Regions from separate parts of the Homo sapiens genome. Here region 1 is linked to region 2. Evidence: read pairs that join two places in POLR2A ChIA-PET (ENCODE). Cell type or tissue: Panc1. All regions are shown on one strand. Links, peaks and the distances in the headings refer to the core of each region. The heading gives the core; the rest is flanking DNA. Region 1 overlaps THSD4 (thrombospondin type 1 domain containing 4). Region 2 holds the start of LOC124903520 (a long non-coding RNA gene).

Region 1 (15,938 bases), core at 4,473-6,972, 56 kb before region 2:
TTTAAAGTTCATATGGAACCAAAAAAGAGCGCACATAGCCAAGACAATCCTAAGCCAAAAGAACAAAGCTGGAGGCATCACACTACCTGACTTCAAACTATACTACAAGGCTGCAGTAACCAAAACAGCATGGTACTGGTACCAAAACAGAGATATAGACCAATGGAACAGAACACAGCCCTCAGAAATAATACCACACACCTACAACCATCTGATCTTTGACAAACCTGACAAAAACAAGAAATGGGGAAAGGATTCCCTATTTAATAAATGGTGCTGGGAAAACTGGCTAGCCATATGTGGAAAGCTGAAACTGGATCCCTTCCTTACACCTTATACAAAAATTAATTCAAGATGGATTCAAGACTTAAATGTTAGACCTAAAACCATAAAAACCCTAGAAGAAAACCTAGGCAATTACATTCAGGACATAGGCATGGGCAAGGACTTCATGTCTAAAACACCAAAAGCAATGGCAACAAAAGCCAAAACTGACAAATGGGATCTAATTCAACTAAAGAGCTTCTGCACAGCAAAAGAAACAACCATCAGAGTGAACAGGCAACCTACAGAATGGGAGAAAATTTTTGCAATCTACTCATCTGACAAAGGGCTAATATCCAGAATCCACAAAGAACTCAAACAAATTTACAAGAAAAAAACAAACAACCCCATCAAAAAGTGGGCGAAGGATATGAACAGACACTTCTCAAAAGAAGACATTTATGCAGCCAAAAGACACATGAAAAAATGCTCATCATCACTGGCCATCAGAGAAATGCAAATCAAAACCACAATGAGATACCATCTCACACCAGTTAGAATGGTGATCATTAAAAAGTCAGAAAACAACAGGTGCTGGAGAGGATGTGGAGAAATAGAAACACTTTTACACTGTTGGTGGGACTGTAAACTAATTCAACCATTGTGGAAGACAGTGTGGTGATTCCTCAAGGATCTAAAACTAGAAATACCATTTGACCCAGCCATCCCATTACTGTGTATATAGCCAAAGCATTATCAATCATGCTGCTATAAAGACACATGCCCACATATGTTTATTGCAGCACTGTTCACAATAGCAAAGACTTGGAACCAACCCAAATGTCCATCAATGATAGACTGGATTAAGAAAATGTGGCACATACACACCATGGAATCCTATGCAGCCACAAAAAAGGATAAGTTCATGTCCTTTGTAGGGACATGGATGAAGCTGGAAACCATCATTCTCAGCAAACTATCACAAGGACAGAAAACCAAACACTGCATGTTCTCACTCATAGGTGGGAATTGAACAATGAGAACACTTGGACACAGGAAGGGGAACATCACACACCGGGGCCTGTCGTGGGGTGGGGAGGGATAGCATTAGGAGATATACCTAATGTAAATGACGAGTTAATGTGCGCAGCACACCACCATGGCACATGTATACATATGTAACAAACCTGCACGTTGTGCACATCTACCCTAGAACTTCAAGTATAATAATAATAAAAAAAAGAATGGCATAGTGGTAATCAGTTTAGACTCTGTAATTTAACAATAAAATATTTTTTTAAAATAAAAAAAAAAAAGAGAGCCTAGCATGAGGTAATTGTTCAACAAATGCGATGACATCATCAAGGTCAACCTTGTGTAACTGGGTGTTATAACACAATGGGTTGTTCCTGTGTTCTAAAAATAGTGGAAGCTACATTTTGAAGGACCGCTATACAAACATTTCAAAGTTCATGAGCCAAAACTCACTAACGACTCTTGAATCCCTTGTTCACACAGAAGATGGAATATGTTTTGAGAAAATGGAGCTTGAAAGAGGAGCTCTTTGGAGAGAGCTGTGCTGGCATTTCCCTCTGCCAAGGAGAAGGGTCAGGGTCCTCTCCTTCACAGTATGAGAAGGGCGCTTCACTGAGACCATTAGAGGGTTCGATTTGGTCTCCCTACAATTGTTGGGACACAGGGTACTGGGTCTAATTCCCACCTGGAAATCTAAAAGATTGGGTGTCCAGTGGTATGAGCAAAGGACAGGTGCCTGTTGAGTACTGTTCTCTTGGAGATGATCGGAGCAAATAATGTGGGAGTGTTTTTCATAGGCTGAAGAGAAGGCAGACTGGGGAGAGAGCCAGACTGCATTGATTTGAAATCCCACATAAGAGGATTCCATGAGAAAGTGACTGACCCCAACTGAGAGGGCCCATATAGTGCGGGCCATTGGGAAAAACAGCCAGAGGAAAATGCAACATGTGTTGTCATGGGAAATATAGTTCAATGTTCCCAGGAGGAGCCTCAGAAGAACTCTCAAAAGAGCCCATGAGAGGAGGAGTCACCTCTAAAGACCTTCCAGGCCAATCCAGTGGAGATATCACAATGGTACTCATCAAGCAGCAGCAGCTCTTCTTCCCTCCCTATACCCAGCAGAGTAAAAAATCTTGGACAGCCGGGAGCTGTTTCCCAGCACTTTGGGAGGCCAAGACGGGCGGATCATGAGGACGGGAGATCGAGACCATCCTGGCTAACATGGTGAAACCCCGTCTGTACTAAAAATACAAAAAAATTAGCCGGGCATGGAGGCGGGTGCCTGTAGTCCCAGCTGCTGGGGAGGCTGAGGCAGGAGAATGGCATGAACCTGGGAGGCAGAGCTTGCAGTGAGCCGAGATCACGCCACTGCACTCCAGCCTGGGCAACAGAGTGAGACTCCATCTAAACAAAACCAAAAACAAAACAAAACAAAAAAACCTGGGACACAAGTAGGAGGGAGGATGTGTGAAAGGACAGCAAGAAGGAACCTCCACCTCTTCTCACCTGAGAGAAGTTCTAGTTTAGAGAGGGGAGTGGTAATTTAACTTTAAAGCAAGTTTTGATCACTACACAGGCTAGATGGATACTTTTAGTAACTGACTTGCGACTGTGACTGTGTTGGCAACTTCCAGTGGTCCTAGGAGTCTTGATGACTTGAGAGTGATCAAAAAAGTCATGAGACTACCTGAGTTTTCAACCAAGAACAGTGAAATAACTTCTCCTACTAAATTACTTTTAAGGGGACAATGAGAGAGAGAGGGAGGAAAGTTGCTTGTAGCTACATCCCATGAGTTTCCTGTTCAGTTGGTGGGTTGGACTTAACAAGATTCATCTCCAATCCAAACAGAACCCACTTCAGCATGCTATCATACCATAAGGCCTCCCAAGGAAGCAAGAGAACAGAACAGACCTCCTTTCATTTCATAAAACCTCTTCCTTGTCCCCCACACCGCCCCACTGTATTTTTACAAAGCGTCAGCAGATTGTGCTGTTTATGGCTATTTTTGGGAGACAAGGAAATACATGAGAGCATCTCAAGCAGGCAGAAAGACAGAGTAGAAGGATGGAGTGGAGGGGTGCCCTGGGGTTAGGCTCCTACTCTGGAGTCATGCCTGGGTTACCATTTTGGTGGCTTTGTTACTGTTACATCAGCAACAGTGACAGGAAGGGTAGAGACTGACAACCACAAGGCAAGCTGAGAAAGTTAGTACCTACAGCTTTCTTTGCTTCACCTGGAAATCCTCATGCAAAGTCCTTTAGTCACTACACACCCAATCACATGGGTCATTGGCTTGCCCTCTCTCTTCTTTTCTGTCTTTCTCTCTCTCATACACACACACACACACACACACACACACACACACAATGGGGGGGGCAGTGGATATATTTTCGTGAACTACAAGTGAGTATCATTTCCAAGGGTCTGATAAATGATTTTTGTATCATCTCTGGAAAAGAGAAACTCAGGGAGATGCAGTTTTAGGTGCCAAAACAATAGAATTCTTAGGATATTTTATTGTTTAGGTGGAAGCAATGGGTCAAAACATTTGTGATTAGGGCTGTCTCAAACAACTGCAATTTAACAGAGCTTTAAAAAACCATTAATTCACATGCATACAAGTTCCATTTGTAACCCACCCCCAGAATCAGCTTCCAGCAATTTCATACTGTTTCCCATTTACTTTGACCACAACGTGTGCCCCTTACCAAGACACGCTTTAAAGCTCAGCGCTATGCAAAGGCTAAAAAGAAAACACAAGTGTTTGAAGAGTAGGTGACAAAATAAAATAAAACTAAACTATGTGCGTACTAATGATTCGAAATATGAGATCTGGAAACGTTGATGTACAAAACAGCTACTCACCCATTAGGAATTGACACACAGGTCACCTCGTCTATGAAGCCCTCTTGAACCCCTAAGGGGAAATTAGTATTTGCTAGAACCACGACCTGCTAGTTTTTTCTTTAGTTACTCTGTGAGGGAGGTATCATTTTCCGCATTTGAACAGGTGAAGACAGCTGAAGTAACTTGCTCAAGGGCACATAGCTAATGTCTAGCTAAAGTACCCCAGATAAGGTGGGAAATTAATCTGTATTAGAAACAGCTATCACCAGGCAAAGTGCTAAGTAATGAAATATGTGCCTTCTCATTTGATACAATGGCCTCTGAGGCAGTTCATCTTACCGCCCAACTGCAGATGAGCAAACTTGTCCAGACTTGCCCAGTGTTGCAAGAACGATGGGTAGCAGGCTGGGGCTCCCAGGGTTGCTGACTCCCATCCCATGTGATTCCACGCCATCATGCTGCCTTTTCTGTAACAGCCTCTGAAATTGTCCACCCCACCCCACTTCCACTGGCCAAACCTCAGCCCTCAACTAGGTTACTTCTGGTGAAGGCGTCTCTTTTCACCTTGTATTCCCACAGGCTCTATCAGAAAACCTCCTGTCTAGAGTTCAACCATCTTCTATCGCCTTGAGTAACACAACTTTAATGAATACTATTTCTATCAGATAAAATTAGGAGCAACTTGGAAAAGAGTAAAGAAAAGATTTCTGAATATCTTTTGTGGGGAATAATGAGGCATTGTTCAAGGAACCCTTTCTGCACCATCTCATTTTATACGTCTGCGCCTTTCATTACTTTAACTGAGTTACTTTACAACTCTATAAACTGTAGAAAACTGATAGTAATGCAAATGAATTTTGTCAGCAGAGATGCAAATGGAAACCTTGCCTGGTCCCCAAGAGGCCAATTATCCTAAGCAAATTCCTTTCCGCATACCTGATGACCTCTATATGTGTCCGTTCTCTCCTTTGAACCAGTTGTAACATCATACTGGTTCCCTCATTAATTAATGAGTTAAATAAAATCTTTGACGCATGTTCATTTTGTCTTTGAAAAGGAGTCATGATTTCGCTTTTTGTTCTTAATATTCTTTAACATTTTCCACTGCTGCCTGAGACACTATCAGCCTGGGTTACTCTATTCTAGAAACACAGTATGCTCATTCCTTCCCTTTTCAGGTCTCCCCTGCCCAGGGATCACAAACACACACACGCGTACACACATGCACACCAGGAGCAGTGAGCAGGCTTCTAGGGAAAGTTGAGAAGGTGAGAAAGCAAAAAGGGAATATAACAGCCAATTAGACCAAGGTTGGCAAACTATGGCCCTTGGGCCCAATCTGGTTTACTACTTTGTTTTTTTAAATTTTTATTGCAATGCAGCCATATCCATTCATTTATGTACTATCTATGGCTGCTTTTGTGTGACCACAGCAGAGTTGGGTAGTTGTGACACAGACTGGCCTACAGTCTAAAATAGTCAATAGCTGGCCCTTTACAGAAGAAGTTTGCTGACTTCTGAATTAGACACACTCTGTACCCTTTACAGCAAGCTTGTCCACCTGCCGCCCGCAGGCCACATGCAGCCCAGGATGGCTTTGAATGTGGCCCAACACAAATTCAAGAGCTTTCTTAAAACATTACGAGATTTCTTTTGTGATTTTTTTTTTTTTTTTTTTTTAGCTCATCAGCTATCATTCGTGTTAGTGAATTTTACTAATTCACAATTCTTCCAATGTGGCCCAGGGAAGCCAAGATTAGACACCCCTGCTTTACAGCATTTATAATTTGGTGAAGGGAAGCAGTGAGTATACATAGAGAAGAATATAAAACACAATGAAATAAAGTGGATCTCCATATGTGTGGAGGGAGGGGGAGGATGAAATTAGGGTGGGAGTGCTGCGTGCGGACGAAAACGGAACTCACTGTCGGCAGTAACTCCAGAGCATAGCACCGGGACCATGCATGGAAATTAATTTATTTATTGCAATTTTTCTTTTTTATTGCAAAATAGTTCAAGAATACTAAAAAGCAGTATGATCGATGTATGTGCTTACCTTAACTCACTTTAACATTTTGTCATATTTGCTTCCAATTTTATTTTCACAGTCTTTAATCTAGGAAGATGAGGCTAGGCTTTTCTCTCTCAACTGACTATAAAATTAAAGGCAATCCATGGAATATTTATTCTACCCCAGATTTAAAGAAGCTTGTAGTGGTAATGATTTGTTCTACAATCTTGCCTTTGTTTTGTCTCATTTTTATTTCTGAAAACTAAGATTCATATGGTTCAAAATTCAAAAGGTACAAAGGAGTAAAGAGTGAGATTCTCCTCCTACTTCTGTACCCCAGCCACTCATTATAATTTTTTTTGAGACTTAGTCTCACTGTGTCAACCAGGCTGGAGTGCAGTAGCACCATCTTGGCTCACTGCAACCTCCACCTCCCAGGTTCAAGCGATTCTTCTGCCTCAGCCTCCCAAGTAGCTGGGATTACAGGCATGCACCACCAAGCCCAGCTAATTATTTTGTATTTTTAGTAGAGATGGGGTTTCGCCATGTTGGCCAGGCTGGTCTCAAACTCCTGACCTCAAGTGATCTACCTGCCTTGGCCTCCCAAGTGCTGGGATTATAGGCATTAGCCACCACGCCCAGTTCCACTCATTATTTTGAATAATATAAATTTCTTATGTTTCCTTCCAGATATATTTTATGCATATTTGACCAAATATGTATGTATATTTATTTGTCTGCCTCTTTTTACACATTTTTGGTGTTCACTCAACACTTTATTTTGGTGACTCGTCCAGATCAGCACATACACAAAGTCTCATTTTCTGTTTTCAAGATTTCATATCCCTTTGTATGGATGAAATATAATTTGTTTGACCCGTTTTTTCTCCCATAGCATTGATACTGTTTCCAATCTTTTGTGATGACAAACAAGACTACAATGGATGATCATGAGCATTTATTTCTGCCTCCAAATAGTGAAATAGCTGTAGGTAAAAGGTAGAATTGCTAGGTCAAAAAAAAGTGCATTTATAATTTTGATGGTTATTACCAAATTGCTTTCCACAGAGAAGTTCCCCAAATTACACTTCCATTGGAAATGTATGAGGAAGCCCATATCTTCAACGATCACAGGTGATATTAGCATTTTTTATCTTTGCCACTCTGAGGGGTGACAATAGCTTTAGGTTACACCTTCCTCATAATGAACAAGGCTGAGCATCTTTTCATACAGTTCAGTTGTGTGTATTTGCACCTTTAAGAACTGTATGTGAAGCATTTTTGTTCTCTTTTCTTTTGGGTGACTGTCCTTTTTTGGGAGGTAGCACTTTAAAATCCATCCAAAGTGACATGATCACAGCAGAATCTGGGCACAGAGAAGTAGGTCAGCTAATAGTCACTTTTAAGCTCTTTCCCAATAAATGTTAAAAGACATGTATGGTCTTCTCCTTCAGTGGCTCCCCATTACCTACAGAATCAAGTCCAGATCCCTCAGTAGGATACCCAGGGCCCTCCATGCTCTACAAACACCAGACAGCATGTGCCACCCTTGCCTGCTCACCTCTTCTCCTTTTTCTTTCAGGACACTCTATCCACTTTTCTTTGCCTAGATAACTCTTCTCTGTATACTTGGTGATTCAGCTCAAGTGTCACATTCTCCAGGAAATCTTCCCTGAAACCCAAATTGTATGGTATACCTCTCTACTATGCTTCAATGGGATCATATGCAAACTTCCATTAAAATTATCTCTAAGATATCCATCTCCCCTGTTAAACCATAGGCTCTTTAGGGTCTTCTTTCTGTTTATGCTTCTGGCTCAAGGAAGGCACCTTCAGTGCTGACTGACCTGAAACTCTATTAAAAATTAACCACACAATTTTGAATATGCTCCCTTGTAAAGTGAAAAGGTGAGATTAGATAATTTCTAAAGCCCTTCTTGGATCTATGAATACATGAACTGTGGATGAAAAAGGCATCTGAGGAGGAGTCATATGCTAGCAAAATACACAATTGGATTGGATGCCGGGGAGAGAGTCCGAGTACCGTAGTGAACCCAAAATGATGCGCAAAAGAACTGGACCCTGCTAAGGTGGCAGTAGTAGACTAGAATGGCTAAGAGGGATTTTTTTAAGCAAAAATATTTATGGGTCTTTATCCTATAAAGATGGCCACCATCAATTTCTTCCCTCACTGTATGCATACGCTGCTTCTCATATGAAGAGATAGAGCCGAGTAACCCATCGTGTTGAATCTGGATTGGCCTTAGTAACTTTCTTGACCAGTAAAATGTGCTAGAAGTGAAGATCTGAGATTCTAAAGCTAGGTCATAAGAAACCCTGCAGCTTCCAACTGGATCTTTTAGAATGCTTGTTCTGGGGAAAGTTGGCTGCCATGTAGGAAATTTGACTACTCTAAGACCACCATGTTGTGAGGAAGCCAACACAACACGAGCTTCCTCACATAGGAAGGGAGAGATTCTCCATCAGCCCCCAGCTCTTCCCCACGTGCCAGATAAGTGAGCCAAGAAGCCTTCGGATGAATCCAGCCTCAGCCACCATCTGAGTACAGCTGCAGAAAAGACTAAGCAAGAATCTCCCAGCTGAGTGCAGTCAACCTCCAGAACCACGAAAGATAATAAACTGTTCTTTAAGCTACTCAATTTTGGGGTGGTCTGTTATACAGCAATAGACAGCTAAAACACAGAGGAAGCAGCAGACACAAGATAACAAGGTGGGAAGGACAGAAGATGAATCCTCACATCTTTCTCTTTTTCTTTCTCTGTTTTTTTTGTTTGCTTGTTTTTGAGACAGGGTCTTGCTCTGTCACCCAGGCTTGAGTGAACCGGCATGATCTCAGGCTGGAGTGCAGTGGCAAGATCTTGGCTCACTGCAACCTCTCCCTCCCAGGCCCAAGCGATCCTTTCACCTCAGCCTTCTGAGTAGCTGAGACTACAGGTGCACACCATCACACCTGGCTAATTTTTCATATTTTTGGTAGAGATTGGGGTTTTCTCATGTTGCCCAGGCTGTTCTCAAACTCTTGAACTCAAGCAATCTACCCACCTCGCCCTCCCAAAGTGCTGGGATTACGGGCGTGAGCCACCACACCCAGCCACATACCCAGATTTCAATCCCAGCTTGGCTTATTACTGAGTGACCTTTGGGAAGGCTCTTAACTTCACTAAGCCTCAGTTTGCTCATCTGTAAAATGGTACGAATACAGCTTCTACCTACCAGGGTTACTGTGAAAACCAATGAGATAACGTAAGTAATGTTTTTGCTAAATAGAAGGTACTATATCAATAGAGGGAGAATCAAAGATAACTCAAGATTAATAAGAGGACAGTGATGCGAATGATGCAATGGGGGTCAGAAAAGAGTTTTAAGCACGTTAAGCCTGACCACAAAAAGAGTGTCTTACACATCTTCTGTGCCCCTACGCCTCCTCACACTGTCCTGGGTGTGTACAAGGTTCTTGTGACTGAGTAATTCATAGCAGAAGAGAAGATGCGAAGGGGAGGACAGGAGGGTGGGAAAAGGTGTTGACTCTTTAGACTGAGGATTACGTTAACTTGTACCAAATTAAAATTAGTAACAAGGACTATCCTTGCCATTACACAGCCAGCTTTGCTATGGTAAAATGAATCCTCTACCTAAATAGCTGACAGGGTGGGCTATGCTTAGGCAGGGTGTGCTGGGGAGGGACAGAGGAACTCATTTTTGCCATTTCCACTGGGTGTCAGGCCCTAAGCTGAGTGTCTTCACATTCCTCTCTTAATCTTCTTGGCAACCCCCATTAGTATCATCCCCATTTTACACAGAAGGAAGCCAAGGTTCAGAGAAGCTAAGTCACTTGCACTGGGCCACCCAGATAGTAAAGAAAGATGATGATGACAGCGGTGCTGATGATGTTAAGTGATACTAATTGAGCAGGCACTATTCTAGGCACTTTACGTGTATTACTTCATTTAATTCTCACAGCAACCAGAGGTAAATCCTATTTTTGCCTCCATTTTACAGATGGGGAAACCCATGCACAGTGAAGTGGAGTCTTGTCCAAGGCCATGCTGTTGATAAGTGGCTTAGCCAGAATATGAATTTATGAAATCTGGCCCCAGAGCTGAAGCTCTTGAAAGCCCCACACTTGTTCCTGTCTGTCACACTATGAGGACAGGTCAGTCCTATCAAATGATTCTAAATGGAGACCCTATCTAATGGGATTTCTGTCGGATGGCTGCCCCAAGTCCTATCTTATGACACTCTACAATTAAAATACAGTTACTAACAGTCACTAAATAGTCCCTGGACTGATTATACAGAGGTTTTGCCATATGGGAAACCCTGACATAGGAACTCTCAATTAAACCATCAAAAAAAGAGGCCAGGGCAGAATGTTAAGGAACAGCTTGGAAGGAGGGGAGGGAGGCCGATGCCGTACCCTGGGGTGAGAGAGACACCTTTGAGGCTCTCCAGCCAAATGTGACTAAGCCCTTCAAAGCCCAGAGAAGGGGAAGGTCAGGAAGACCGTGCTACAGGCACTTGTCTGGAAAAGAAGGAGAAGCCAGCTAAGACCTGAAAATGGGATCTGGCCGCCCCTTCCCAAGGAGGCTGAGCCTCCAGTTCTCATGTCTATAGCTGAGTCCCACAGTCTTCACAGACAGCAAAGCCACCTCAGAACCTCACCCAAGTTTGAGGTATTTGGTAGGAATCGCGCAGCACAAGGCCAGCATGAATGCTTTTTCCCCCTCTTTGAATAAGTAAGGCAGTTGGTAGTGTGAAGGGAAACTAGAAAAACCTCAAAACAGATTATTTTGCAAAATAATATAACTCAATTATTTTCAGACAGAAGGGGAAAATCCATTTCTCGCCACATTTAATTTTCTCACTCTCTTTCCTTTATCCTTCCCTAATCTCTGTCCCCGTATCTGGAATGTGATCCTGATGTGCACTCCCCTTCCTCTGCCAGAAAGGACTCCGGTTGCTGGATTCTGCCCAAGACACTTAATCCAGGCCCTGCCCCTATTAAAACTGCAGGCGGGAGAGCCAGGAGGGGAAAGGGAGCAAGGGCGTGGGGCTCTGCATAGCCTCCCCAGTGCCTCAAATACTTTCTCGAAACCTGGCAGCCGCACCCATGGCTCTTGGCTGCTGCAGCCCACGCCCTCTTAGAGAAGCCAGTCTGCAGGGAGTCCCACTGGGTGGACTTGCTGAAATACACACTGCAGAGTGAGCCTGTCAGCTCCCACCAGGGACAGGAGTGGTGGCCAAGGAAACGCAGGCCTCCCAGCCCAGCCCTCTCAGCAACACCTCAGCGATGGGGTCTAGAGCAGGGAATGACACCCTCTCATAACCGAGTTTAGAGTCCCTGCAGTGCAGATGTCCTACAGTAGGCTCCTTGTCCATGCAGTGGCCACCAAATCTAAAGACTATCACAAGCCGTGGGGCCAGCTAGGATGCAAGGCAAGAAGGCAGGAGGCAGAAGGACATTCCTTTGTATTCTCTCCATCACCTAGGGCATGCCTGGAAGTAGTTTTCTTGGCCCACAAGCCACAGGGCACAAGTGGAGCAGCTGCCATGCCCTGTGTACCTACTAATGCTGGGAGCACTGACATTGATATGCTCTTCTTACCCCAAATCCACAAGGCCAATGTCATCTCTCACACGTTTGATGTGCGCAGCCATGGTCTCTCTCTGCTACCCCTTGGGCTGGACTCAGTGATCACCCTGTGCGCTGTCGTTTGGTGTCTTCCTGCCATACAGTGCTACTGGTGCTCTAGGAATAAAATTCCCTGTAGAGAAGGGGCTGTGAGTGTGAAGAAAGTCGGGGGAGGGAGAAGACAGCAGATCCAGGTCCCAGCTATGAAAGACCCCCATCTGACCTAAGGCAGGGCTTCAGGAAATAGATGGACCACCATGAGAGAGGGCAGCACCCTGCATGAGCCCTGAGGATTTTGGTCTCCTCAGCCCCAGCTTGCTTAATAAAACAGTTAGTACCCCTGCTAAAGCCTCCTCCCTCCCTGCCTTCCTTCACTCTCTCTTTCTCTTTCCTCCCCTCCTTTTCTCCCTTTCCTTCCTTCTCTCCATTCTTCTCTTCACTCATTCAACAAATTTTGATTTAGCACCTACTATGTACCAAGTATCTTTTCTAGACTCTGGGGATACAGCAGAGAAAGAAGTCAGTAGGTCCCAGTCCTCAAAGAGCTTCCATTCCACTGAGGCTGAAGACAGGCAATAAACAAGAGAAAATGCCCTCCTGCCATGTTGGACTGTAATAAGTGTGTCATAAGTGTGAGAGCACAGGGGGACTAGACAGGGAATGACTGCATGGCCACCTCAGGCTAGGTGCTCCTGGAAGGGCTTCGGGCCCCAGAAGCAACCGTGTGCAGAGAGTAGCCATCAGCTCAGTGGGAGAATAAACTAATTAGAATCTTCTGGAGAAGAAACTCACTAGACTAATTAGAAGAAAGTAAATTAGGGCCAGGCATGGTGGCTCACTCCTGTAAGCTCAGCACTTTGGGATACTGAGGTAGGCAGATCCCTTGGGGTCAGGAGTTCGAGACCAGTTTGGGCAACACGGTGAAACCCTGTCTCTACTAAAAATACAAAAATTAGCCAGGTGTGGTGACGCACGCCTGTAGTCCCAGCTACTCAGGAGGTTGAGGCAGCAGAATCGCTGAAACCTGGGCGGCAGAGGTTGCAGTGAGCCAAGATTGTGCCACTGCCCTCCAGCCTGGGCAACAAAGTGAGACTCCATCTCAAAAATAAAATAAAATAAAATAAGAAAAACCTAAATTAGAACACTTGGAAAAGAGTTACTCTAAGACTCAATTTTTTACCTGTGAAGAAAAAACTTCATCCCTGACCCTGGGTCCTGCTGATTCAAACGCAGTCAAGCCAGCAGCACGCTCTTTGGGCCCCTTGCATCCATTAATTGAGCTCTCCACAGACCCAGCCTGACTGCTCAAGAACATGTTCTCCGCTGAGCAGGGGCCAAGCCTGCAGCCTCTTTCCTCTCCTAACTGACCAGCACCCGGGACAGTCCTCTTTTCCTCATTATCCTTCCTCTAGGCACCACTGAACAACACACAATCCAATAATACTCAGGGCTACAGGTCCACACTTGTCATGAAAACAAGAAACAACTTCCTGGGTAGATAGGGAAATGCAACAAACTGAGAGACATTCTTTTGGAGCCTCTCTTTGGAACAAGTGTCTGCACGCACACACATGCACATGCATGCACACACACATGACACACACAGCCTTTAAACTAGCTGGAGGAAAGCATGTCTTGCTCTGAAAGGCATCAGGTTTGGAAGCCAATTTCAAATAAAGAAGAGCTCCTTGATGAGCTGGGTGTAAGCAGGCCAGGATTAACACTCACCTTATGCAATAAGCGTGTTATATCAGTCTTTTATTGCATGTGGTTTTGCTCCAGGAAAACCTTTATTTGAAACATGATTTGATCTGCAGTACACAGAAATCTCCAGAAAGAAGACTTTCAGCCCAAACAACATGATGGATACGAAAGACTCTAACATAGGGCTTGACTCACGGTCAGCATTAGGCAAATGTTATTTTTGTTTTACGAAACATTTGTAATGCTTCCATGTTAAAACAACAGGATTCCCTGGGGTTAGGAGGGATAATCCTCAGATGCAATAGATTTGTCCATTCACTAAACGTAAGTACAGGCACAGGAAATTCAAGGAAGAACAAGAGGAGTGTGAAGTTTACTGGAGGGACATCATACAAGATGAAATGTTCTAAGCATAACCAGAGTTTTGTATATGGAAGGTATTTATTGGCCACCACTCTCAGCCCACATCTTGTCTGGACAGTGATGTAGGATTTATTCTGGATTAGGAAATTTAGGATAATCTAGTCTTCACGCTTTAACCTGAAGAGGTCATGTGGCATGCCCAAAACCACATAGAAGGCCTAACTATTTTCTGATTGGGTGTAATTCTATGCTTATTAGCAACTGCAGGGCTAGAAATAATGTTAGAGCCCAAAGTGTTTAAAGGTGAGACCTCATGAACCAAGCTCCTTCAATGGCTTTGTTTGGCACATAAAGGGCATTCAACAAATTTATGTTAAATTAATAAAGGAAGAGTCTTTTTAGGTCATGAGATACTTTCTTGGCCACAATTTGGAAAAGTCTCCACCTGGGTTGACAATTAAAAAACAAAGATGGCTTCTCAGTCCTTACCTAAGTAAATCAGTCTAAAGCCACTGTGATCCCTGCTGCTTAACACTCTCTCTTCTGGACACTTTTCCCTTCTGGTTTTCCTCGGAGCTCCCTGGCCTCTCCCCTCAGTCTCCTTTATCAGCTCCCTTTTCTTTTCTTTATAGAAACACAAGGTCTCGATCAGGCTGGAGTACAGTGGCAGGCGCATGGCTCACTGCAGCCTCAACCTCCTAGACTCAAGTGATCCTCCTGCCTCAGCTTCCCAATAGCAGGGACTACAGGTAAATGCCACCACATCTGGCTAAATTTTTAAACCTCTTTTAGAGATGAGGTCTGACTGTTGCCTAGGCTGGTCTGGAACTCTTGGGCTCAAGCAATCCTCCCACCCCGGCCTCCTGGGTAGCTGGGATTATGGGCATGAGCTACCACACCCAGGTGGCTCCTTTTCCAGACAGCCCCTGGAATTCTGATGTTCCTCAGGGTTCTATCTTCAGTGTCTTCCTTCCTCAATCACCTGGCAATCTCATCTCCTCTCTTTACTCATACGTGTAATAACCTTATCTGTTCCCATATTACTTCTCACACTTAGAGAGGAGGGAACCAAAGCTCAGAGGTCACACGAACAGCAAATGGCAGAGGCAGCATTTGAACACCAAGTCTGATTCTTAAGTCCATGCTTCCCATGCAAAGAAGCTGGGATTTTATCATCCCGGCATTGAAATAGTCGGGACAGTGCATTCTACAAATCCTGGCTCCTCTTTCTTTGGGCTAACAGACTCTGTTTAGAATTGTATAAAAGCATGGGCCTTCTCTAGAAAAGCTGCACATGGGAATGTGTTCACAGAGAAAACATTTTGTATACAATATAAAAGGTGTCCTGGATCCCTGGAAGCTCATCAATGACTCCTTCTGGGTCAGGGACCTCAGATGTAAGAACTTATCCTATAAAGACTCAGAAAACACCTTTGAAGTACTTTAAAGGAAACCACAGTTTAGGTGTTCTTTCTCATCTGCTCTGACTTGCTCTAGTAAAGCAAACTGTGAAAAAGCTGAATCACATGATGGTTTCTTTTGCAATCAGATTAAGTGTTTGCTAATAAAAAGTGGACACAATTTTTATCCACATGCCTTGTTTATCAAACAATTACACTTGGCCCAAACCAGCTAAAGATGTTGTATCACATACAGATTTTATGTTCCTCATCCCACACTGCTGTTCTCGGAGTGACATCCCTGAATGAAAATAAAGTAGGCTTAAAGTGTAGACGCACTCCTTCTGCTTCATGTGTCAATGTCTGTTGATGTCAGAAGAGTCTGACTGGGATGCATGATCACTACATGAAGCCTCATGTATAGAGTGCTCAGAAAAGTGTCTGGTACATGAGATAGTGTTGAATGAATGTGAGTTATCGCCTGCAAGGTCCTTGGAAAGCCTTTATAGCCTCCTCTCCCAATCGTCCCACCTACCCAACCTCTGGACCAGTCTCAAGGATGACGCAGCATTTCCCAGAACGTTTGGGCTTGTGAGCCATTGCTCACGATGCTCCCTTCTCCTAGAATGTCCTTCCACCCATGTCCCGTCCCTATGGACA
Region 2 (15,938 bases), core at 5,191-7,690:
TGCATGTACACACACAGAATGACGGGGTTGTGCCAAAGGGATACCAGGGGCCAACTAAATTCAGTGACTAAGGCTTGAATAACTTGAGCAATAAATAAATAAAGTAGAAGTGAACTGTAGCCCAAAGTATAAAATAAATATCCATGGGTCCATACTGATATCAATAAATAAATGATACTGATATAAATAAACACATAGGAAAAAAACCTTAATTTTATCATACATCTACTCATTCATTCCAATGAACACTCATTAAGTGCCGTTATATGCCAGGCACTGTTCTAGCGAGTGAAGACGTGGCAGTGAACAAGACAGAGGAAGTCCCTGCTCTCGCAGAGCTTTCATTCTAGGGCAATAAGTAAACCAACTCCAAAAGTTTCAGATACTTGAGTGGTGAGGTATGACAGTGAAGGTCTCTTGCAGGGAGGGACAATCAGAAGAGAGGCCTGAATAATGAGGAGGAAGCCATAGGAAGATCTGGGGGTCAGAACATTCCCAGAAGCACAAAGAGCAAGTGCAAAGGTCCTGTGGGGTGGTGGGGAAGTGGGGAGTGGGAGCCCGAGTCGTGCTAGAGTGGAGTGAGAAAAGGCAGAGGAAGGTATGAGGCCAGAGGTAACTGATCATGTGTGGCTTGGCAGGTTATATGATCATGTGTGGCTTGGCAGGTTAGAGGAGTTTTCTAGGGCTGCCGTAATGAAATATCACAGAGTGGGTGGCTTAAATAATAGAAATTTATTTTCTCAGTTCTGGAGGCTGGAAGTCCAAGATCAAGGTGCCTGCAGGACTCGTTTCCTCCGAGGCCTCTCTCCTCAGCTCACAGATGTGCATATGCAGCCCTGGTGTCTCTGTATGTCCTAATCTCCTCTTCTTAAAAGCACAATAGTCAGATTAGGTTAAGACCCACCCTGGCAGCCTCATTTTAACTCAATTACCCTCCCCCCACTCCCCACTCCACCCCCTGCCTCGAGACAGAGTCTTGCTCTGTCACCCAGACTGGAGTGCAGTGGTACGATCTCAGCTTACTGCAACCTCTGCCTCCCGGTTTCCAGCGATTCTCCTGCCTCAGCCTCCCTAGTAGCTGGGATTACAGACGGCCTCAATTACCTCTTTAAAGGTCTTATCTCCAAATACAGTTACAATCTGAGGTACTGGAAGCTAGGACTCAACATGAATTTGAGGGGAGCACTATACAGTCCAGAACAGAGGGCAGGGAAACAAAGAGAACTCTGGATTTTTCCAAAGCACAACAGGAAGGCCACGGAGGGTCTGCAGTAGGACAGTGTCACAAAAGATAACTGCCTTCAGTGCTGTGTGGAGCACGGGCTATGGGGAGGGGTTGGCAGGAGGGAAAGCCAGAGGCCAGGTATGAGGGTGGCTGCAGCTGCCCAGCTGGAGACAATGGGGTACGCACTAGGGTGACAGCATGGAGGTGGAAAGAGGAGGACAGATATAGGTCATGGGAAGAAAAGAAGACAGGACCTGCTAACAGACTGAAGAGGAGTGACGAGAGAAAGGCCGCTCTTCAGGATGACTCCCAAGCATTTGGCTTGAGCAATGGGTAGATGGTGGTGCCATTTACCCAGGTGAAAACAGATTTTATTATATGATACACAAGGATAAAAGGGAAACATGATATCAACATATAATGCTAGGTTTGTCATCTGTAAGTCTAGAAAGAGGACATGTGGAAGCAGAAGGCAAGGATCAGTGCACAGTTAGAAAGTGAAGCAGCAACTGCACCATGAAACCCCGGGATCAGACAAAGAGGGGCAGGGAGCACAGCACTCTTCTAATTAGTTCAAAAAATGCCTTGGAAGAGGCTGGATTCTAAAAGCTGTTCAAATGGTGCACCCATGCCAGAGAATGTCGGATGTCTTCCAAAACCCATTATCTTCCAAAACAATAGACTTTTTAGCTGAGCTCATGGCTATCCCCTTCTAAGATGACATTTCTAGGCCTTCCTTGAAGCTAGGTGTTGCCACTGGGGTGCACTTCTGGCCAATGCAATATAAGTAGAGGTGGCCTATGACAACTCCCTGGAAATCTATGTTAACAAACAGCAGGTCTATGTCCTTTGCTCATTGTCCTCCCTTTTTATTCTCTATCCTGCCTCTTGAAATTGAAATACGATGGTTAGAACTTTGACGGCCTCTTGGAATGTTAAAATTAGGACCAAACCCAAGGGATAGAAGTTAAGAAATTGGAAGGCTCCAGGCCCTGAGGACTGTGTGGAGCACAGCCACTTTTAATCCACTTCTGTCATGTTTAAGTCACTTTATTTTGGGTCTCTGCTACTTAACACTGAACTAAATCTGAGCGGATACAACAGGCTAGGGAATAACTGGCACGTTGTGGGGGAGATGTTGGGGCTCAGTAAACAACACCCCAAAACGAAGGCCTCAGAAGTAAAAGGTTTTCTTTGACATTCTCCTGCCCCCCTGTCTCTCAGTCCCATTCTCCACCAAGGCTAGACAGAGAAAGTGAATCCCTCTTCTCCCAGGTGGGTCATAGAAACCAGAACCCCTTTTCCCCAAAGCCAACCATAAAACCTAAAAATATATTTCTAACTTTCCCAATGCTTTTCTGTGTAAAAACTGGCCATAAAGAAATTATCTGACCTACCTTGTTTGACAGTCATAAGAACCCCCCTCCATTCCAGAGAGGTCACCCAGAAGGAATGAATGCAAGCTTAGAGAGGCCAAGAAGAATCTAGATAGGCAGGCCCTGCTGAGTTTCCCCCACTCAGTCTATTAGCATTAGATCACATCCTTTTTGTCAACCATGTTTCTACATGGCTGTCCATACTTTGTTGAACCTAAGCATAAAAATGGATACTTTAAAAATATGGACACTTTTCCCTGTATCTTTAGGTCTTCGTTCTGAAGGGACCTATGTACACATGTTTCTCCAATTAATCTGGCTTTTGTGAGCTGATTTCTCAATGAGCCTTCAGAAGGCAAAGGGGAAGTTTCCTTGGCCCCCACAGAGACATTTACATATGTTCCAGGCATCCTTTCAACTTAGTGATAAACTGGATTCTAATGGATCTCTCCTAGTCCCACAGTGTAAGAGAATCATAAGGTCTGTGCTGATTTCCTAAAATGAAAACATGCTAAAAGACAGATAGGTAGGTAAAATCATAATAGCAGAAGTACTTGGATTAGAGGAGGCAGGGTACCAAGGACCACGGTTTGAAAATCACCTCCTAATACTAGCATTATCCAACTGATAGCTTTCTATGGTATGTCAGCTGACATCCTTCCCCAACCTTTTAGGAGCTGTATGAATAATAAATATTTGCAGGGTGAAGACAAGCTATACAGGTGGAGAGCCATCAATGCTGGGTGTCCATCTGCGAGTACATGAGGTAGGGAGGAAAGTAGCAGAGGTCAGCACTGGGGCTGTTTCAGGCAGCCCATATTCTCTGTGTAACACGGCCTGCATGCCACACCTTCCTCTGTCAAGTATATCTTTTTATTAAGAAAGAAACAGAAAACAAGCCCATACATATACGGTCAACAAGAGTGCCCAAATCATTCAATGGTGGAAAAATCGTCTCTTCAACAAATTGTGGTTGGACAACTGGATATCCACATGCAAAAGAATGAAGTTGGACCACTTTCTCACACCATTTACAAATACTAACTCAAAATGGGTCAGGGATCTAAAACTATAAATCTCAGAAAGAAACCTAAGTGTAAATCGTTATGGCCTCAGACTAGGTAATGGTTTCTCAAATAGGACATCAAATGTACATGCAGCCAAAGAAAAAATGGGTAAATTAGACTTCATCAAAATTTAAAACTTTTGTGCTTAAAAGGACACTATTAAGAAAGTGAAGAGACAACCCCACACTGGAAGACAATATCTGCAAATTATATATCTGGTAAGTATTCAGAATATATAAAGAACGCTTACACTTTAACAATAAAAAGACAGGCAACCTAATTTATAGATAGGTAAAGGATTTGAATAGGTATTTTTCCAAAGAAGACATACAATGGTCAGTAATATGCTCAACATTAGTCATTAAGAATAAAACAGGCCAGGTGTGGTGTCTTATGCCTGTAATCCTAGCAATTTGGGAGGCTGAGACAGGCGGATTGCCTGAGCTCAGGAGTTCAAGACCAGCCTAGCCAACATGGTGAACCCTGTCTTTACTGAAAATACAAAAAATTAGCTGGGTATGGTGGCATGCGCCTGTAATCACAGCTACTCGGGAGGCTGAAGTGGGAGAATCACTTGGGCCTGGGAGGCGGAAGTTGCAGTGAGCCGAGATAGTGCCACTGCACTGCAGCCTGGGCAATGAAGTGAGTCTCCAAAAAACAAAAGCACAAGAAACCACTTCACTCCCCACTAGGATGACTAGAGTTAAAAAGATGGACAATAACAAAGGTTGACAAGAATGTGGAAAACTTGGAACCCTCATACGTTGCTGGTGGAAATGTAAAATGCTGCAGCTGCTGTGGAAAACAATTTAGCAGTTCTTCAAAAAGGTAACTGTGGAGTTATCCTATGGCTGGGCACTTCCACTCCCAGGCATATACCCAAGGCCACACGATAACTTGCACGTGAATATTCATAGCAGCATTATTCATAATAGCTAAAAAGTGGAAACAACCCATGTCCATAAACAGAGGAATGGATAAACAAAATGATATATCCAAACCATGGAATATTACTTGGCAATTAAAATGAAGGAAGAACTGATCCACATGAACACATGGAAGGCCACTGAACTGCACAATGTAAAATGGCTATGTTATGTTCTATGAATTTTACCTCAGTAAAAAATAAAGAAAACAAAATAAAAAGCAAGGAAGGAGACAGGGCTCTCCTGATCTTTCAAACCAAGCCCAAATATTGTCTTCCATATTTCAATAAGCACCCTAGCAGGAAAAAGAATCAATGTGAAGAACCTGTTATTTGACTTGAATTCAATCATTCTAAGAAAAGTAGCAACTTAAAAGGACAAGTTAAACCCGAGTAGGCAGGGAAGGGTTAAGAAAAAGCTAACTCAGCAGGCCTGCGATGCTCAAACCTTGCATATTCCAGAGAAAGGCCTGCCTCAAGGACTGACCCTTGGAGGCTCCTGGGAGGTAACCTCTGGGTCCTTGGAATACTGTCCTGATAAGAGTGTTTTTGTATGTCTGAGAACATAGACCACCCAGTATTCAGGGTGAATGCCTGTTTTTGCTGGAGGGTAGAGGAGGTTGGGTTGGGAGAAACTAGAGGTCAGTCACACAGGTGCTGCATGCTTCTATGACTGGCCCCAGTAAAAACTCTGGACACCAAGGCTCTGGCATGCTTCCCTGGTGGGGAAGCATGTATCATCACACATTGTTGCTGGGAGAATTAAGCACATCCCTGTGCAACTCCACTGGGAGGGGATCCCTAGAATCCTGTGCCTGATTTCTCCTGGACTTGGCTCCATATGCCTTCTCCTTTTGCTAATTTTTATTTGTATCCTTTCACTGTAATAAACCATAAGTGTGAGTATGAAAGCATTTTTTGTTTGTTTTTGAGATGGAGTCTAGCTCTGTCGCCCAGGCTGGAGAGTGCAGTGGTGCGATCTCAGCTCACTGCAACCTCCACCTCCCAGGTTCAAGCAATTCTCTGCCTCAGCCTCCCAAGTAGCTGGGATTACAGGTGCCCCCCACCATGCCTGGCTAATTTTTGTATTTTTAGTAGAGACTGGTTTCACCATGTTGGCCAGGCTGGTCTTGAACTCCTGTCCTCATGATCTACCTGCCTCAGCCTCCCAAAGTGCTGGAATTACAGGCGTGAGCCACCGTGCCTGGCCTGAATGGGTTTTTAAGTACTGTGATTTCTTTTAGCAAATCATCAAGGCTGAGGATGATCTTGAGGGCCCTTGACACACTTAGGTCTTAAAAATTCAGTATGCTGGCACATCCAATGTACTTAACATACACATCAATCACACAGATGTAGAAACTGGGTATAATACCAAGTTACATGTGGGAAGACGGTGACACAGAGGTCACACAGCCACCGCCATAACTATGGCTACATGACAACCTAACTTCCCATCATGGAGGACCTGGGCATATTTACTGAGCCAGCCTTAACACGTGGCTAGTGAGGAGGTGTTCAGCCACCAACAGGCCAGAAAAGTTGGGGTGTCAGTCAAGAAGAGCAACTTTCACAGGCCAGAGCTCCGAAGAATCCCCAAGAACAAGGAAGGCAAATTTGTCCCAAAGCCTGGAAGGAAAGTGTTTTCCCCAAGAGTATGGCTTGAGGGAGGACTGCAGAGCAAGACCTGGAGAGAGGACAAGGCAGAAAATTCTGGGATGGTGCCTGAATATTCTCCTAGACTGGGACATGAGGCCAATTAAAAAATTTGAGAAATTTATGCTTGTACTTCAAACTGGTATTTCTAAAGAATGCTCTGTGAAGGAGAAGTGCAACAAGGATATTAATACATGTTTCACATATCATACAGGGGTCTATAATATGTTTGGCAAACACAAGGTTAAGCAATTTTATGTTTTGGGGTTGTTTTGAACTGCAGGACTTCTCAGAACCTTTAAAATGATACTCTGCACTATGCATTGTCAAGATGGTAAGATTATATGCAGCACTCCTGACTTTATTTGGCCACAGAATTCTCTTTCAAGCAGGATTTCAGAGATGTATGGCTCTAACAGACACCAGGGTTGAGAAAATTGCTGAACTAGTGGACTAGACACCCATACTTTATAAAACACAAATGCTTCCTTTCCAAACCCTTTTTTCATTGGTGCTGCTTTGTTTACCTTAATTTCTCAGTAAAGGTAACTGAGAAGCAGAGAGTGTACTGAAATGAGCACAGGCTTTGAAGAAAGATAAATCTGGGTGTGACCTCTGTTATTATGAGGATGAAAATGAGATAAAATAGTTTAGTAAGATACTGGCCATAAGAGAAGGCATCAAAAAATATATAATACCATTCCCTTTTTTTTTTTTTTTTTTTTTTTTTTTTTTTGAGGCAAGAGTCTTGCTCTTATCACCCAGGCTGGAGTGCAATGGCACAATCTTGGCTCACTGCAACTTCTGCCTCCCACGTTCAAGTGATTCTCCTGCCTCAGCCTCCCGAGTAGCTGGGATTACAGGTGCCCACCACCACGCCCGGCTGATTTTTGCATTTTTAGTAGAGAAGAGGTTTCGCCATGTTGGCCAGGCTGGTCTTGAACTCCTGACCTCGTGATCTGCCCACCTCAGCCTCACAAAGTGCTGGGATTACAGACATGAACCACTGCGCCTGGCCCGTCTCTCATCTTAATGCCTTTAAGCTCTTTACAATCGTTTGAGGGAAAAAGTTATCTTCACACTTCCTCCAGTAATAAAGGGAAAGCTGCATAGGATGGTGGTGGTGACTGGCCAACTCCAGGTCCCAGAAAATCTGGAAGGCTGGAGATTCCAGTGAGTGGGAACTCGAGAAGGATAGATTTGGAGTGGGCTATAAGGGGAGGCCTGTCCCAGCAGGGCAGGCCCCTTGGTTAGTGACACATGTGAGTTTCATTCTACTATTAAGAACAAACAGCTTTCCCTCTACTCATCCATTTCTCCTGGACAGCATCAGTCCCCATCCGGAATAACCTTTCTAGGAAGGGTGATAAGAGCTACCACATCTTAGTGCATCTTAGGTGCTGGGCAGTTTACAATAACAATCTCATTTATCCTCCCAGCAACTTGGAGTTTTTGAATAAAGCAAACGGACTCAGAGAGGTAGAATACCGTTGAAGGTCATAACTATTAAGTGGCAGAATCAGGATAGGAACTTGTATGTGTCTGGCTCCAACCCCACGTTAACTACTGCCCTCAACTCACTATGAACTCCATCCTCCCTCCAATGGGCCCCCTCTGCTTTCCAGTCCTGAGCCAACTCCTGGGGGTGATCTTGGGAAGACAGCTCACCCACATCAAGAGCCTGGGGTTTGATGATAATTGAATATATCTTCATCTTTCTACCATTCCATCCTTACAGAGTAGATCGCAGGGGGTCCTCTTAGACTCAAGTCTGTCCTCTGGGGACTGGTACTGTCTTGGATTGAAATTGGTACTTTGATGTGTTGGGTAAGAAGATTAATAGAGACAAATGTCTTCCATGTTGGTATACGATTAGCCAAGTGATTTCCATTTTCCTATCACCCATCAGCTCTGGGTTACAGGGAAACATCTCCTACCTCGTTAGGGTTTTCCCCAGAATCCTCATCAGAAAACGTACCCACTTTTCACCAGGGAAAGAGGTGAAAAGAATATGTGTTGGATGGACCACTGTGATTCACGGAAAAGAGGTGTTATAAACAAGCCTCGTGTGTTTATTGCCTGGGCAAGAACAAAAAATAGTCTTTATTGGAAACATGTATTTGATGGCATCTGGATCCATTTAGTAAGCATATTTATTTCATAACAATATGAGCTCATGATGCCAGGATGATTAATGAGCTTTTATATTCTACCACTCTTTTTGCCTAAATCTGCAAGTCTGTTAGGGAGTTTAATTACCTAAGATGGGGCAAATACACATTTTGGTTACTTTTTGTTGGAAGGAATCTCTTACTTGGAATTTATTTTACCATAGACGAGGTTGGAGAACATTGGAAACTCCTTTAGGCATCTTCAAAACCAGCAGCACCTGAATTCTCTGAAAATAATTTCAAAGTTCTTAGGTAATGTTCTTGTGTTTCCCCTGGGGGAAATACCGACCGAATCTTCCGATTGGGGAAAAACAAGAAAGGAGGAAAAGAATTTGGGCTAAAATTTTAATAAGACTGAAAATTTTACTACCAAACATATTTTTAAATAGGCAGGATGATACCATATATTATGACTACATTGGAATAGAGATGCTATTCTCTCCATGGCAAACTTCAGAATAAATTATGTCTCTCTTAAACTCCAAGCAGAAGCCCCAGAGAAACTAAACAGTTTGAACAGTGTCATGGCACTGTCCAACCTCTGAAAGGAGCACAAGACTCCTTCTTCTTTCCCCTTCACTCCTCACCTGGTGAGGAGCAGCACAGACAGCCCTGAGCAAAGGCCCAGCTGGTCACAGCCAGATGGGCCAGAGCTTGTGCCATGTTTCATGCAGTGGAGAGAGTTCCTGACCTTTGCATGGTGCAGCCCTTTCAATATGCCTCCCAGAGCAAGCTCACCTCCTGGTGGTATCTGGGATGAGATGTCCAACACTGCTAGAGGCATCTCACCCATAAAAAGGCCAAGAATAAGCAGCTCCAGCCAGTTCTGCCCATTAGCTCTTAGTGCTCTATCTTGGAGACGTGTCCTTCTCGACTTCTTGCCCTCTGATCCTGAAGGTCATAGCCAGAGTGGACCAGAGAAAAGCAACCAAAGAGGCCTGCTTTGGGCTAGGCAAAGGGGTCCTTGTGACCCAAAGTGGAGCAGCCCAAGGTTCCTAGTGTGAGGAACTCCTGGGAGGGGTCTGGAGACACAAGGGCCAGCCAGTGTTAAAGGGTCTATATTTGTCTGGTGGTGTTCCTGAGGTAACCATGCCAGAGTCACTACAATAGGCTATGACTAATCCAGCGCACCAGGAAACTATCCTTCCAAGGACCCAAGATGCCAGCATAAGGCCCAGTTTATAAGGAGGTACCACCTAGAGAGGGCACTGAATGCAAGACTTCTGTGAATGGTATCAATAGTAAGCTGGGAAAACTGGAAAGAGAAGATTCTGGAAGAGAACACATTCAAGACCCAAATATCAACTTCTGTCAGGCCCACAGCCCTGGCTTTTCCTCCAAAAACAAAAAGAAACAAGCAGAAATCTCATCCTCAATGTACTGCTTTCTCCATAGAACTGGCTTGTCTGAGTTCCACATAACACATTATTCTTTGCAACGTTAGAGGCCATTTGTCATTTGCCTTCCCATTCCCTCTTTAGCCAAAGCAGACAACACTGTCTGCCAGAGATCTGTAAAAAACTTAGCCCATGCTGACTGCCCCCCTCCTGACCAGGCAGCTCTTTATTCTGAGTGTATGTGGGCCCTACCTGAAGTGTTAGCCACTGTCCTGGATGAAGCAGGCAAATGCGCGGCGCCCAGAGCTAGTGATGCCTGAGTGTCTGTGCACAGTCATTCTGTGCTGGCTGCCAGAATCACTTGGGGAGTTTGTATAAACACAGTTTCCAGTGTTTTGCCTTGAGTCTCCTCCTGGGTAGGAAAGCTTATCCTCCTGGGTAGGAAAGCTTATCCTCCTGGGTAGGAAAGCATGGTGAGGAGCTATGTGATGCACACAACTCATACATGCAGACCTCGTATCGGGTGGGCAGGCCTGAGGCTGCATGCAGCCTTCTCCACATGCAGGCTGCCATTTCTAGGGACCAAACCAAGAACTCGCAGGGAAGTATGTAGATGACTGCAAGACCCTCCTGGGCCCTCTGCATAATGTTGAGTGGCAGGGGGTTGTAGGGCTAAATGAGGCGGCGGCAGGTGCAGCATCTTGGGGGCCATGGTGTTGGAAGAAGGGGGAAGGTGTGTACCATTCAGTTCTCCAGCTGATAATCTCTATCAGCTGAAGCAGGGTGACAGATCATGACATGCCACTGCCCCACCAGCCAAGCGGACTTCCTGCTGGCCCCAGGAAGAGAAGCACCCACTGGGCTAAGCATGGGCAGGAGCATGTTTGGATACAGATCCAAAAATCTGCATTGCCTGCTTCCCTTGCTCACTGCCCCCAGCACCCCACCCCCACTCCCACCCAACAAAACCATTCCACTTGGAAAAATCAAAGTAAGTGGATGTGAGGAGGTTCTTTTGCAGCTGGTGTGGCCACATCTCATGCATCAAGGCAGAAATGGGGCCGGCTCTGAGCAGCAACCCAGAGCCTCCCTGTGGGATGGGACCTGCTGCTGCTCTGCTGTGTCCCTGATTCAGCCATTTCCAGCTGTGTGTTCTGGCTCAGTGCCTGCATCAGCCCCTTTGGTTCTGGTGATCTCCTGGCCTTCCCTGGTGGGCTTATCAGACCTGGTCTTCTCTATTTGGGTCTCAGCCTTGCTCTGCCTACCCCTACCCTTCCGCCACCTCTGGTGTGCTCTCCAACCTGGGATGAGAAGCTGTCTGTCTAGCCCCAAGCCCATGGAATCTGATCAAACAAGGATGGAAAACGCTGCCAGGGAAAGGAGACTCACAACGACACTTGGCAGCTCACCTCTTACATGTGGAATGCGTTTCTGGGTTTGAGCATGCTACTTCAAACCTCAGTCTCTAGAAATAGATCCCAAAATAAACCAACCCTAAGCTTGCTCCCACAGGCAGACCTAGTCTGACCAAAAAATCAGAAGGCCCTGAAGTTGCTGTGGTGGACCAGTGTGGGCATCAGGCAGTGGAGTTCAGTCCCCCAGGAGCCCCCCACACTAAAGGGCTCGCTCAAAAGGCATCCCATCTAACATCATGCACTGCAAAGACTGAGTGATGCTTCCTCTGCTCCCTACAAGTTCCACTGGCCAGAAGAGAGGATATCTCCCTTGAGGTATCCAGGCAGGATATAAGTATAACTAAGCACACACTCAACTTCGAAACTCTGCATTGTAACTCAAATCTCATATTACCGGAGGAGGTCTCCAGGTAGCCCAGAGAAAATTATTTTTTAAAAATAAATTATTTCTCAAAAGAAAACAGAAGCATCAATTTACGTTCATCTGGAGAAAGGACAGCCCAGAACAGCTAGGAGAATCTTGGAAAAGGCAGAGTACTAGAGGGGAACTAGGCCTTGCAGATATTAACACATATTACAGAAGAGATCTCATTTTTTACCCAATAGAACAGCAAAGATGGAAAGAATGATTATCCCCAACACACAACGGTATATGTTCAAAGATAGTCACATTGTTTTAAATAGCAATATGCTAATAAAATAATAAAATATATTATGATAAATATAAATGAGATACTTGGAGCCGTGAAAAATCACGGAAAAATCATGTGAAAAATTATGTGAAAAATCAGGTCTTTGTTGGCCTAAAAGCTGTTTACAACATATTGTTAAATGCAGAAGGACAGATTAAGCAACATTATATACATAGGTTTTGTTAAAAAATTAAATAATGTGTAGAACAAAATATTAATGGAAGTTATTTCTGAGTGGTGAAACTGGAGCTGATTTTTTTCTCTTGCTTTTAGTCTCTATTTCTGCTGAACAACAAACAACAACAGAAAAACCCTCCAACCTGTAATGAAAGAAAAATTTTAGGCAATTAGAAAATAATCTTAGGGCAGAGAAATTTCCCTTGTCCTGCAGCAAAGGCCCAGATTATTTTAAATAAAACAGGACCTGTCCAGACAACACCTACTTTAGCAAATTCTTGTGTCCTAAAAGAAAATTATCTAATTAAACCCATATTCCTTTGGACAACGATAAAATCTCAGCAAAAAGATTCCCCTGGCTGTGATTTCAGAAGCTGGGAGTTGGTTCCTCAGGAAGAGGTTTATCAAAGTCACTTTGATGCTCTATTAGAACTTGCCAGCACAATGCATTTATTTATCTTGCTTGTAATTTCTTAATCTGGAACTTAATCGAGTTCTCATATAGTGTTCTCCTGCCAGACATTTCACTGAGAGTTTAAACTAGACAATGCAATCAAAAAGAACACATTATACATTCTAGATTTTTACTATAGTTTTTACTCTTATACTACAGCATCTTCATGGATAATTTTGAGGGGGATTGATAAGAGTTTAAAAAGCTGAACCCTGCCTAGAATATGTGCTGAGGAATTTAGTGAGAAAAGTGATGAGAAACTTCTATAAATACAGCATTTGATCCAAAAACATCAACCAAGCCAATCCTTCACAATCAGCAATCAAACTATCTCAAGTTCCCAGCTGTCCCTATGTGGCTTTGAAAGCCCCTGAACGTTAAGAAAACCTAACCAGAAGAGAAACTACTATTTTCCAGAACTCCTTCCAAGGAGGGCTCTGTAAATGGTTGCAAGTCCTCTGATAAGGGGGCCTTTGGTCATGACAACCACAGAGGTATGCCTGAGTGACAGGAGAGGTTCATCAAAATGCCTTCTGCTTTCTTCCCCTTAAACACATTATTTTTTTGTTTCTTGGTGAAGGGGTGTGGTTGCTAAACTGTTCTTTTTTAAAAAACTAATTTTATATTTAAATTTATTTTATTTTTTTAAGAGACAAGGTCTTGCTCTGTTGCCACACTGGAGTCAGTGGCGCAGTCATAGCTTACTGCAGTCTCAAAACCCTGAGCTCAAGCAGTTCTCCCACCTCAGCCTCCTGGGTCACTGGGACCACAGATGCCTGCCACCACCCATGGCTAATATATATATATATATATATATATATTTTTTTTTTTTTTTTTGGTAGAGACAGGGTCTCATTATGATGCCCAGGCTGTTCTGAAACTCCTGGCCTCAAACAATCCTGCCTGGGCCTCCCAAATTGCTGGGATTACAAGTGTGAGCTATCACGTCCAGCCCAATGTTATTTTTAATTGACAAATAAGAAATGTATGAATTTTATGGGGTACAATATGTGTTATGGCACATGTATACATTGCAAAATGATTAAATCAGGCAAATTAACATACCCATCACCTAAGATACTTATCATTTCTTAGTGATAAGGACAATTGAAGTCTACTCTTTTAGTAATTTTGAAATATATGTTATTAACTGTAGTCATGATGCTGTGCAATAGATCACTAGAACTTATTCCTTCTAACTGAAACTTTGTACCCTTTGACTAACAGCTCCCTCTTCCCCATTATAGCCACCATTCTACTCTCTGCTTCTATGAACTGAACTCTTTAGATTTCACATACAAGTGAGATAATGCAGTATTTGTCTTCTTCTGCCTGGCTTATTTCACTTAGCATAAAGTCCTCTACATTCACGCATGCTGTCACAAAGCACATTGTTTTTCTTTTGCTCAATGCAGCCTGCAAGTTTCAGAGCAGAGGTGAAATACCCAGAACAGAGGAGTGGCTGCCTCCAGTGGTCTTCCTTTCTCCCCTTTCTCCTAGCACAGCTTCTTCTCTAAACAGTGTAAATAGTTGAATATCGAAGCATCCACAATTCTTAACTTGCTGCTATGAAGAAACCAAGAATTTTAAACTAAAACTGCAAATGGCTTAAGTTTTAAAACTTCAAAATATATTAAAACATTTAGATGAGTACCATCAACAGTCATGTTACCTCATTCCCGCCTCTTTTAATGGTCATTCTGCTATGTGGTTATTGTTCCTCCTGTCCAACTCAGTAAGATAAAGGCGACTCAGACTAGAGACTCATGAAATAACAGGGCAGAACCTGAGATCACCAGGCAGGTGCTGAGGGTGTACCAGGGACTCAACAACAAAGGTTCTGCTTCTCCAGCCATTGAGGTGATTGAAATAAAAGGTCAGCACTGGGCTGTGTGCACGGCTCACGCCTGTAATCCTGGCACTTTGGGAGGCCGAGGCCGGTGGATTGCCCAAGCTCAGGAGTTCGAGACCAGCCTGGGCAACAGAGTAAAACCCCGTCTCTACTAAAATACAAAAAATTAGCCGGGTGTGGCGGCGTGTGCCTGTAGTCCCAGCTACTCAGGAGGCTGAGGCAGGAGAATTGCTTGAACCCAGGAGGCAGAGATTGCAGTGAGCCGAGATCGCACCACTGCACTCGAGCCTGAGCAACAGAGCAAGACTCTGCCTCAAAAAAAAAAAAAAAAAAAAAAGTCAGCACATATCCAGGGGTCAGTCTCAGTCTCACAGAAGGAGGGAAATATCTAAGGGGGGGACTAGAAGAGAAGAAATAAAGCCTCATCTGGTGGAAAAAGAATAGAGACACCAGATATGTATAGCTAATTTTACAGTATACATAGCTGATACCCCGGTCTAGTAGCAAAATAACAGTGGGATGGCTGGTTAATAACAGAAGGAGGCCTTTAAAAAGAAGAACAAAGTTGGAAGACTTACATTTCCTGATATAAAATGTGCTACAAAGCTACAGTAATGAAGACAGTGTGGTGTTATTGTAAGGTCAGACATATAGATTAATGAAATAGAATTGAGAGTCCAGAGAAATCCTTGTATCTATGATCAGTTGATTTTGGATAAAGGTACCAAGACCATTCAAAGGGACATAGTCCCTTCAACAAATCATGCTGGGACAACTGAATAGCCCCTCCAAAAAATGAAGTTAGAACCCTACCTTACACCATATACAAAAATTAACTCAAAATGAATCAAAGACCTAAATTTAAGTGCTAAAATTATAAAACTCTTAGAAGAAAACACAAGGGTAAATCTTTACATCCTTAGATTTGGGCAATGAATTCTTAGATACGACACCAAAAATATGAGCAACGAAAGGAAAAAAACAGATAAACCATCAAAATAAAAATTTTTGTGCATCAAAGGACTATCAAGAAAGTGAAAAGACAAATGGCAGAATGGGAAAATGTTTGCAAATTATATATCTGATAAGGTTCCAGTATCCAGAACACACAAAAAAACTCTCAAAACTGAACAACAAAAAGACATACAACCCAATTTAAAAATAGGCAAAAGAGCAGGGTGCAGTCGTGTGCAGCTGTAGTCCCAGCTACTTGAGAGGCTGAGGTGGAAGGATTGCTTAAGTCCAGAAGGTGGAATCCAGCCTGGGCAACATAGTGAGACCACCCTACTGTCTTTAAAAAGGAGGAGGAAAAGGCCGAGCGTGGTAGCTCACGTCTGTAATCCCAGCACTTTGGGAGGCCAAGGCAGGCGGATCACAAGGTCAGGAGTTCAAGACCAGCCTGACCAACATGGTGAAACCCTGTCTCTACTAAGAATACAAAAATTAGCCAGGCATGGGGGCACGTGCCTGTAATCCCAGCTACTCAGGAGGCTGGGGCAGGAGAATCACTTGAACCTGGGAGGCAGAGGTTGCAGTGAGCTGAGATTGCGCCACTGCACTCCAGTCTGGGTTACAGAGCGAGATTCCGTCT

What was found. ChIA-PET counts read pairs that join two places held together with the same protein. Peaks named below come from ENCODE experiments on the same cell type or tissue, not always from the same donor. Only the 100,000 strongest peaks of a DNase experiment are listed, where the experiment ranks them.
Region 1: POLR2A ChIA-PET joins it to region 2 with 41 read pairs; 4 of 35 experiments call an interaction of 5 or more read pairs at or near these places.

Annotation. Positions count from the first base shown.
Region 1 is chr15:71,352,860-71,368,797 of GRCh38, reverse strand. The region is part of intron 6 of THSD4 (thrombospondin type 1 domain containing 4); the gene reads right to left. Among named protein-coding and RNA genes, the nearest start is that of THSD4-AS1, 170 kb to the right of the region's middle. RefSeq lists enhancers at 4,067-4,574, 4,575-5,082, 5,083-5,590. In Panc1, for the core only: no CTCF peak of the experiment used is centred there; no DNase peak of the experiment used is centred there.
Region 2 is chr15:71,297,355-71,313,292 of GRCh38, reverse strand. The region is part of intron 6 of THSD4 (thrombospondin type 1 domain containing 4); the gene reads right to left. It overlaps LOC124903520 (a long non-coding RNA gene), which reads left to right and starts at 6,960. Exons shown (of 2, transcript XR_007064700.1): 1 at 6,960-15,938. In Panc1, for the core only: no CTCF peak of the experiment used is centred there; no DNase peak of the experiment used is centred there.